2 separate regions of the Homo sapiens genome follow, and region 2 is linked to region 1. Evidence: chromatin loops called from intact Hi-C (ENCODE). Cell type or tissue: K562. All regions are shown on one strand.

Region 1 (4,000 bases):
AAATGAAAGCAGGCTGGGCGTGGTGGCTCACGGCTGTAATCCCAACACTTTGGGATGCTGAAGCGGATGAATCACCTGAGGTCAGGAGTTCGAGACCAACCTCACCAACATGAAGAAACCCCCGTCTCTACTAAAAATACAAAATTAGCCGGGCGTGGTGGCACATGCCTGTAATCCTAGCTACTTGGGAGGCTGAGGCAGGAGAATCACTTGAACCCAGGAGGCAGAGGTTGCAGTGAACCGAGATCGTGCCATTGCACTCCAGCCTGGGCAACAAGAGTGAAACTCCATCTCAAAAAAAAAAAAAGATAGCAAACTGCTTTTTTCTTTCTGACAAGAGCCTTTTGCTGGAGGAAGCCTGGGGGCAGGTTGTGGGCCCCAGTCCTCTTGAACACACTGTTGCCCCTAAGCCAAACCCAAGGGGCAAGGCACAGACTTGGGCTCCACGTGTGATCCTCGTGGAGTTTCACACAGAGCTGGTCATCAGGTCAGGGACAGCTGATCTCTGCAGCCAAGGGCCCCTCTTCTCCCAGACAGCACGCCAACCAGCCTCTTGCTGGAGTCTACTGGGAACACCTCTTTAAATCTCACTTTCTCCTGAGGTCATTGGAAGTTGGACTAGCCTCGGCTTGCCCCGCCCTTCCTGCCCCCACAACACCTGTCACCCAGAAGTACCTGAATCTGTACGTGCAGCTGCAAAGTCCTGCATCCTCAACCTTCCTGCCACTCAGCCCTTGAGGGGAACATTAGAAAATAGATTCCGATTCTAAAATACAGTGTATTTTACAGTGTATATCAAAAGTGCCTTTGCCATTCATATGTAGAGAGGAGTCTGAGCTAAACTAGTGGGTGCATATTAGGGCCTGGCCTGTGGTGAACACCCGCAGTCGGTAAGCTGCTCCTTCCTCCGGCCGGATTCCCTGCTCAGCTGGAAGGGGTTTCCTTGGGGGCAGAAAGGTCATCTCCTTGGAGGAAGCTGGTTCCACTGGGCCCCTGGCTCCAGGCTTCTTTGCATGCTGGGTCACGGGTCAGTCACTGCCTGGGCTGGCAAAAAGCACAGGAGACAGTGAGAGGCTGGCATCCAGGGAGCAGGCACGTCTGCACACACATGATGGAATGGCAGATAGGCGGACAGGCAGAGCAGCAGAGCAGGGGGCTCTGGCAATGCGGCCGCTGCTGGGGGACCCTCAGCTTCCAGGACACATGGGGCTCTTGCCCCACCCTCCCTGCACCCCTATTCCACTGCTAGACACATGCTGGCCCCTAAATTGGGTCCCCATCCCGACAGGGCAAAGACTCTAATAAAGGTGCAGTCTGGCCCTGCCCTTCATTCTTTCAATGTGGGTAGCGCTCTTGGCCTCTGTGGGCCTTGTTTTTCTAACCTAAAAAACATGGTGGTCATACCCACTTCTTAACAAGGATGCTTTGAGAGTAAGAAGAAATGCAGTACTCCAAAGAGTATAATAGGCCAATCTTACAGCCATGGGGGCACCAAAACCCAGGAGGAACAGAACCTCTCTCCTGCCTCTCTGTGACTGAGCGCTGTTACTGTGCTCAGATCTCTAGGAGAAAGCCACACCCTCAAATGTGGCCTTCACAATGGGCGTGGCTAGAGCACTTCCCTATGGCTCCTCAACCACGGGGCCTCTACTCCACACCTCCTCAGAGCCTGGCCCAAGGAGGCTGACCTCTTCCTCTCATGCTCAGGCTGGCGGGGACCTGCTGACTCTGCTGTGAGGCACGGGGAGCACCCAGGATAGACACCTGCCAAAAAATCATGCTTCGCTCCCTGCAGCACAAATACTCTCTCCCTCCTTTCACTTCTTTCTCCAAACACCTAGAGCTGCTCGGGGCGGCCCAGATGAACCCATGAGTGGTGATGGGGAACAAAGGCTCTGAACTCACATCAAAGGGGTTCAAACCCCAGCACTTAACAAGCTGCGATTCCTTGCGCATATCCCTCAAGGCCTCTGAGCTTTTGTTTTTTCATCTCTAAAACGGGGAGGGGGGGGGGAATATCTTCATAGGGTTGTTGTGTGGATCGAAAGAGATACTTAGCACAATGCCTGGCACACAGCAGGCACTCAACAATGTTAACCACAAGTATACGTAAAGGAAGGAGAGGGGAAAGCCCTGCAAAATGATAGTGGGATGGGATGTCAGGGTAAGGACTGCCCAGACTGGTAGTCTGACCTTCCCCTGTCCAGGTGAACCGCTGGGCTCAAAAGCAACAGGCCCAGGCCAAGAACTCACTTGAGACTGGACCAGATGCCAGCCTCCTGTTTCAGGGCTCCCTCCTCATCCCACACTGCCTCTCATCACTAGATGCCCACATGGGGAGAACTTGGTAGGGTTGGTGCCAGAGCTTTCTGCCTGGCTGAGGGCCAATTTCACATTGCCCTGGGCTTCCCTTTCTCTCCCTCTTAAAGTGCCCAGTGACCAAAAGGGCAGTCCCAGTCTCTGCGCTGACACCAATTCTTTGTGACCTGGAGTGAGCCCCAGCCCCTCACTGGGCCTCAGTTTCCTCATCTGTAGAACTGGACTTTTCCCAATCTTACAGTTCTTCAATTTCTTTGGCCAAAGCCCTGAAAGGCCAAGATCTAACTCTTCCTTTCCAGCCCCCCAAGGCTGGCAGTGTGGTCTGCACTGGTTCTCGGGCATCAGGGTGCCCTACTGAGGAGAGCAGGGGATGGGGGCACAGTTCCGGTTCTAGAGATTTCATGGAGGCAGCAGGGTGGATTGCTCAGTCCCTATCGTATTAGAGCCACTGAGGATTGAGTTCCTAAAAAGCATCACTTTCCCACCTGCCTACCAGTCAGAACAGTCCCGCCAGCGGCCGCTTTGCCAGTGGAAGGAGGCATCAGCAGGTGGCACTGCAATCACCTCAGCACAGCAGGGAGGTGAGGGGCTCAGCGCTAGGGAGGTGCAGGAAGCAGGCAGAAGCACACCAGACAGGGGCTCTTACTTGGAAGGTGTTAGACAAAGGTGTAGTGGAGTCCGTTGGTAAAAGGGGGGTAAGGTGGCACCGTCCTGGAAGACAGGGGGCCTTTAGGCGGGAGGAGGGCCAGCTGCTGTGCTAGATGGGGCACACAGGAATTAAGCGGTGTGTTAGACTCCTCATCAGCTCCTGCAGCACCAGATGCCCCATTTGGCAGGCTGGGGTGGCATGGGCCCTGCTGCCCACCACGAAGGGCCTGGGCTTGAGGGTGAGGGACAGATCCACGGGGCCTGGTGGGGAACCGGATGGGTCAGGCTGCAGTTCCTGGATATGTTTCTGAGATGGAGAGAGGCATCAAGAGTGAGGAAAGGCCGCAGCAAAGATCATCCCTGAGTAGGGAGGAAGAAAGGCCCTGGGAACTGGCCGCAGCATGTTAGGGCTGGGAGCGCTCATCTGCTGGCAATAAGGAGGCCGAGGATGGCAGACCCCCTCAGGGTTAGAGCAAGCAAGGCGAGAGGAGGGCATGGTATGGTGGGGGAGCCGCCCCTGCTCGAACCCTCCCCAGGAGAAGCTCAAAAGCTGCTAAGATGAACCCCTGGGTCATGAGAAGGAGAGGTCTGGATGAGCCATCTCCTGCATCCCTAATCCCAGAACACCACACCGGCCACCTCTCAGCCCATTCAGCATGTGCTCGAAGGGACAGAGGACAGCCAAGATTTCAAGGACTCTGTGCAGGATCAGGCTGTGGGGGACAGAGAACAGGTTTTGACTAAGACTATGGCCCCTCCCCTTGTTGCCAGTCACTCTCATGGCCCTCTGGGGCCACAGCAAAGCTCTGATCTCCAGACAAGACTCCCCAGGCCCAGGCATCTGAGGACCCTGCCGGCCACATCCTTGGCTACTTCTAGACACTTTGGCCAGGGTTGGAGAATTGGTAGGGGCCATGACACCACTTCAGGCTCTATGGCTGTTCCCTCCCCAGAAGAAGCACACCTGGCCAGGAGCACCACCCAGACACACAGTGGCCTCTGCACTGGGGGAGAAATGGTACTGGGTGAATTG
Region 2 (4,000 bases), 150 kb before region 1:
TTTGTTGGCCATTTGTATGTCTTCTTTGGAGAATTGTCTATTCATGTCCTTAGGGCACTTTTTTATGGGATTTTTTTTTCTTGCTAATTTGTTTGAATTCCTTGTAGATTCTGGATATTAGTCCTTTGTCAGATGTATAGATTGTGAAGATTTTCTCCCACTCAGTGGGTTGTCTGTTTACCCCACTGATTGTGTTTTTTGTTGTGCAGAAGCTTTCGAGTTTAATTAAGTCCCATCTATTTATCTTTGTTTTTGTCGCATTTGCTTTTGGTTTCTTGGTCATGAACTCTTTACATAAACCAGTGTCTAGAAGGGTTTTTCTGATGTCATCTTCTAGAATTTTTACAGTTTCACGTCTTAGATTTAAGTCTTTGATCCATCTTGAGTTGATTTTTGTATAAGGTGAGAGATGAGGATCCAAATTCATTCTTCTACATGTGGCTTGCCAGTTATCCCAGCACCAATTGTTGACTTGCCACCACTATCTATATGAAGTCTCCATGTCTATATTGGTCTGTTTCTTGCCTTTGTGTTCTGATTTATTAATCTATTTTATAAAACTATACATCTATATAAACCCAAACTATCAAGATATCGAAGATTTCCATCATCCCAAAAAGATATCTCCTGCCCCTTCTCAGTCAACACCTACCCCTTCGGAGGCAATCATCATTGTGATTGCTATCACAGTAGATTAGTTTTGCCTATTCTTGTTCATTACAAATTCTTGTTCTTCATATAAATTCATTATGTACTCTTGAATATAGCTTTGTTTACTCAACAGAATGTTTTGAATTTCATCCATGCTGTCATGCATTTCAGTGAAAGATTTTTATTTTTTTATTTTATTTATTTATTTATTTATTGAGATGGAGTCTTGCTCTGTTGCCAGGCTGGAGTGCAGTGGCATGATCTCAACTCACTGCAATCTCTGCCTTCCGGGTTTGAACGATTCTCCTGCCTCAGCCTCCCAAGTAGCTGGGACTACAAGTGCGTGCCACCACCCCCAGCTAATTTTTGTGTTTTTAGTAGAGATGGGGTTTCACCATGTTGGCCAGGATGATCTCGATCTCTTGACCTCACGATCTGCCTCCCAAAGTGCTGGGATTACAGGCATGAGCCACCGTGCCCGGCCCATTTTTAATTTTGAGTAGTATCCCATTCTATGTATATATGACCATTTATTTATCAGCCTGCATTGATGAACATTTGAATTGTTTCCAGTTTTGGCTAATATGAATAAAACTGCTATAAACATTCTTGTACAAATGTTTTTGTAAACATGTTTTCTCAGGTAAAAATCTTAGAGTGGAATTTCTAGATTTTAATTAGATTTATGTTTAACTTTACAAGTTGCCAAACCAATTTCCAAAGTGGTCATATCATTTTATATTCCCACCAGCAATGTATGAGAATTTCAATTGCCTCGCATTTTACCTATATTTGATATTGTCCAGTTTGTTTGGTCAGTTTTTTAAAAATATTAGCCATTCTAGAGGATGTGTTTTAGTTTTAATTCTCCAGACACTAATGACATTGAGCACTTTTTCATATATTTATTAACTATTTGTGTATAATACTTTTTGAGATGCCTATTCAAGGTCTTTGATCTTTTTTTGGTGGGGGGAGGGTTGATTGTCTAATTTTATTGAGTTGTAGAATTGCTTATAATTCTGAATACAAGACCTTTGCCAGACATGTTTTTGCAAATATTTTCTCCATGGCTGTGACTCCTCTATTCATTCTCTTAACAATGTATTTTGATGAGTAGATGTTTTTAATTTTGATAAAGTCCACATTATTAGTTTTTTTCTTTTATCACTAGTTTTCTAGGTCCTGTCTAAAAAACAAATTCCATTATCTTGTATTGATGTTGCAAGATTGCAAAAGTAGCCTCTTATGTTTTCATCTAGAGATTTTATAGTTTTATCTTTCACATAAAAGACTTTACATTAAAGTCCCTAGCCATCTTTAATTAATTTTTTTGTATAGTGTGATGTACGAGTGTGAAATAAGATGAAATCCGTATATTGGTCTCTGCCCCCAGTTCCTGATACAGGGCTCCTAAAGCCCTCTTGTAATTTCTTAAGAGGTAGGAGTGCTAGGAGCATCTTTTGTTCTAATACTTCATCTTTAACCTTGGTTCCTAACAACAGAGTTCCTAAACCGCTTGACGTTTTCTGTGTGAGAGGAGCATCTTTTGTTCTAACAAGGTGACTCCTGATGGGCTCCTGGATTGAGACTGCTCACCAGAAATACCAAGCCATGATTAGAAGCTTTGAAATTTTAGTCCTATACCCCTTCCTCTGGGGAAGGAATGGGGGATAGGAATTGAATTAATAGTTCATCATGCCTATGTAGTGAAGCCTTCCCAAAAATCCCTAAAAGATTGGGTTTGGAGAACTTCCAGATTGGTAAACACATGAAGGTGCTCAGAGGGTGGCACCCTTAAGAGGGCGTAAGAGCTCCACACCCTTTCCCTGTGCATCTTTTCCATCTGGCTATTTCTAAGTTGTATGGTTTTATAATAAACCAGTAATCTAGTAAGTAAACTATTTTCCTGAGTTCTGTGAGCCATTCTAGAAAATTATTGAACCAAAGGATGGGGTTGTGGGAACTTCTGATTTACAGCAGGCTGGTCAGAGGAGCACAAATGCAACCTGGATTTACAACTGGTGTCTGAGGTGGTGGCAGTTTTTTGGGATTGAACTCTTAACCTATGGAAGCTGATATAATCTCTAGGTAGATCATCTCATAACTGAATTACATGCTAGGACACCCACTCAATGTCTGCTGAAAAGTGGAGAATTGCTTGGTGTGGGAAAAATAAAACCCACACATCTGGTGTCAGAAGTGAGCTATTCAGAGTAGACATAGAGTAGTGATGGAAACAGGAGTTTTACTTCCAACAGGCGAAGCTCATTTTTTTTCCCCATACAGATAGCCAGTTGTTCTGACAGCATTTTTTAGACTATCATTTTCTTTGGAATTGCTTTGGCACTTTGGTTGAAAATCAATTGACAACATAAATGTGGATCTATTTCTGAACCCTCTATTCTGTTCCAGTTGCCTGTCTACACATAAATACTACACTGTCTTGATTACCATAACATTACACTAAGTCTTGAAGTCAGAAAGTTTAAGTCCTCCAAATTTATTCTTTTTGGTTGTTGTTATTTTAGGACACTTTCAATTACATATAAATTTTAGAATCAGCTTGTCAACTTTTACCCTCAAAAAAGCCTGCTGGGATTTTTATTGGGATTTTATTTAATCTATAGATAAATTTTGAGAAAATTGATATTTAACACCACCAACTTTTTCAGTCTGTGAAAATAGCGTGTCTCTCCAGTTAGATCATCTTTAAATTTTCTCAGCAATGTTCTGTATATTCAATGCAGAGGTCTTAATCATATTTCATTAAATATATCCCTATGTATTTTATGTCTGGATGTTATTATAACAGTATTTTTTAAATTTATTTTTTCCAACTTTTATTTTGGATTCAGGAGATACATGTGCAGGTGTGTTACCTGGGCATACTGCGTGATGCTGAGGTTTGGGGTACAAATTATCCCATCACCCAGGCAGTGAACATAATACCCAATAGTTTTTCAACCCATTCCCACCTCCCTCCCGTCTCACATTAGTAGTCCCAGTTTCTATTACTGGAATCTTTATGTACATGTGTACTCAATATTTAACTCCCACTTATTAGTGAGAACAGGTGGTATTTGGTTTTCTATTCCTGTGTTAATTCGCTTAGGATAATGACCTCCAGCTACATCCATGTTGCTGCAAAGGACATGATTGCATTCTTTTTTATGGCTACATAGTATTCTATGTTGTATACATACCACATTTTCTTTATCCAGTCCACCGTTGATGGGCACCTAGATTGGTTACATGTCTTTGTTATTGTGAACAGTGCTACAGTGAAGATGCAAGTGCTTGTGTCTTTTTGGTAGAATAACTTGTTTTCTTTTAGATGTACACCAAG

The links. Peaks named below come from ENCODE experiments on the same cell type or tissue, not always from the same donor. Only the 100,000 strongest peaks of a DNase experiment are listed, where the experiment ranks them.
Region 2: it touches region 1 in a loop (2.8-fold over the local background); 4 of 110 quality-filtered maps call a loop at or near these places.

What each region holds. Positions count from the first base shown.
Region 1 is chr11:16,777,977-16,781,976 of GRCh38, forward strand. PLEKHA7 (pleckstrin homology domain containing A7) reads right to left here. Exons shown (of 27, transcript NM_001329630.2): 27 at 1-1,044. The coding sequence ends at 1,022. Among named protein-coding and RNA genes, the nearest start is that of C11orf58, 41 kb to the left of the region's middle. RefSeq lists enhancers at 774-1,497, 1,498-2,220, 2,616-3,310, 3,311-4,000. In K562, no CTCF peak of the experiment used is centred here; a DNase peak (open chromatin) is centred at 1,595; H3K27me3 peaks cover 85 bases.
Region 2 is chr11:16,623,341-16,627,340 of GRCh38, forward strand. All of the region lies in intron 2 of LOC105376571 (a long non-coding RNA gene), which reads left to right. It also overlaps a transcript of SOX6 not described here. Among named protein-coding and RNA genes, the nearest start is that of C11orf58, 110 kb to the right of the region's middle. In K562, no CTCF peak of the experiment used is centred here; no DNase peak of the experiment used is centred here.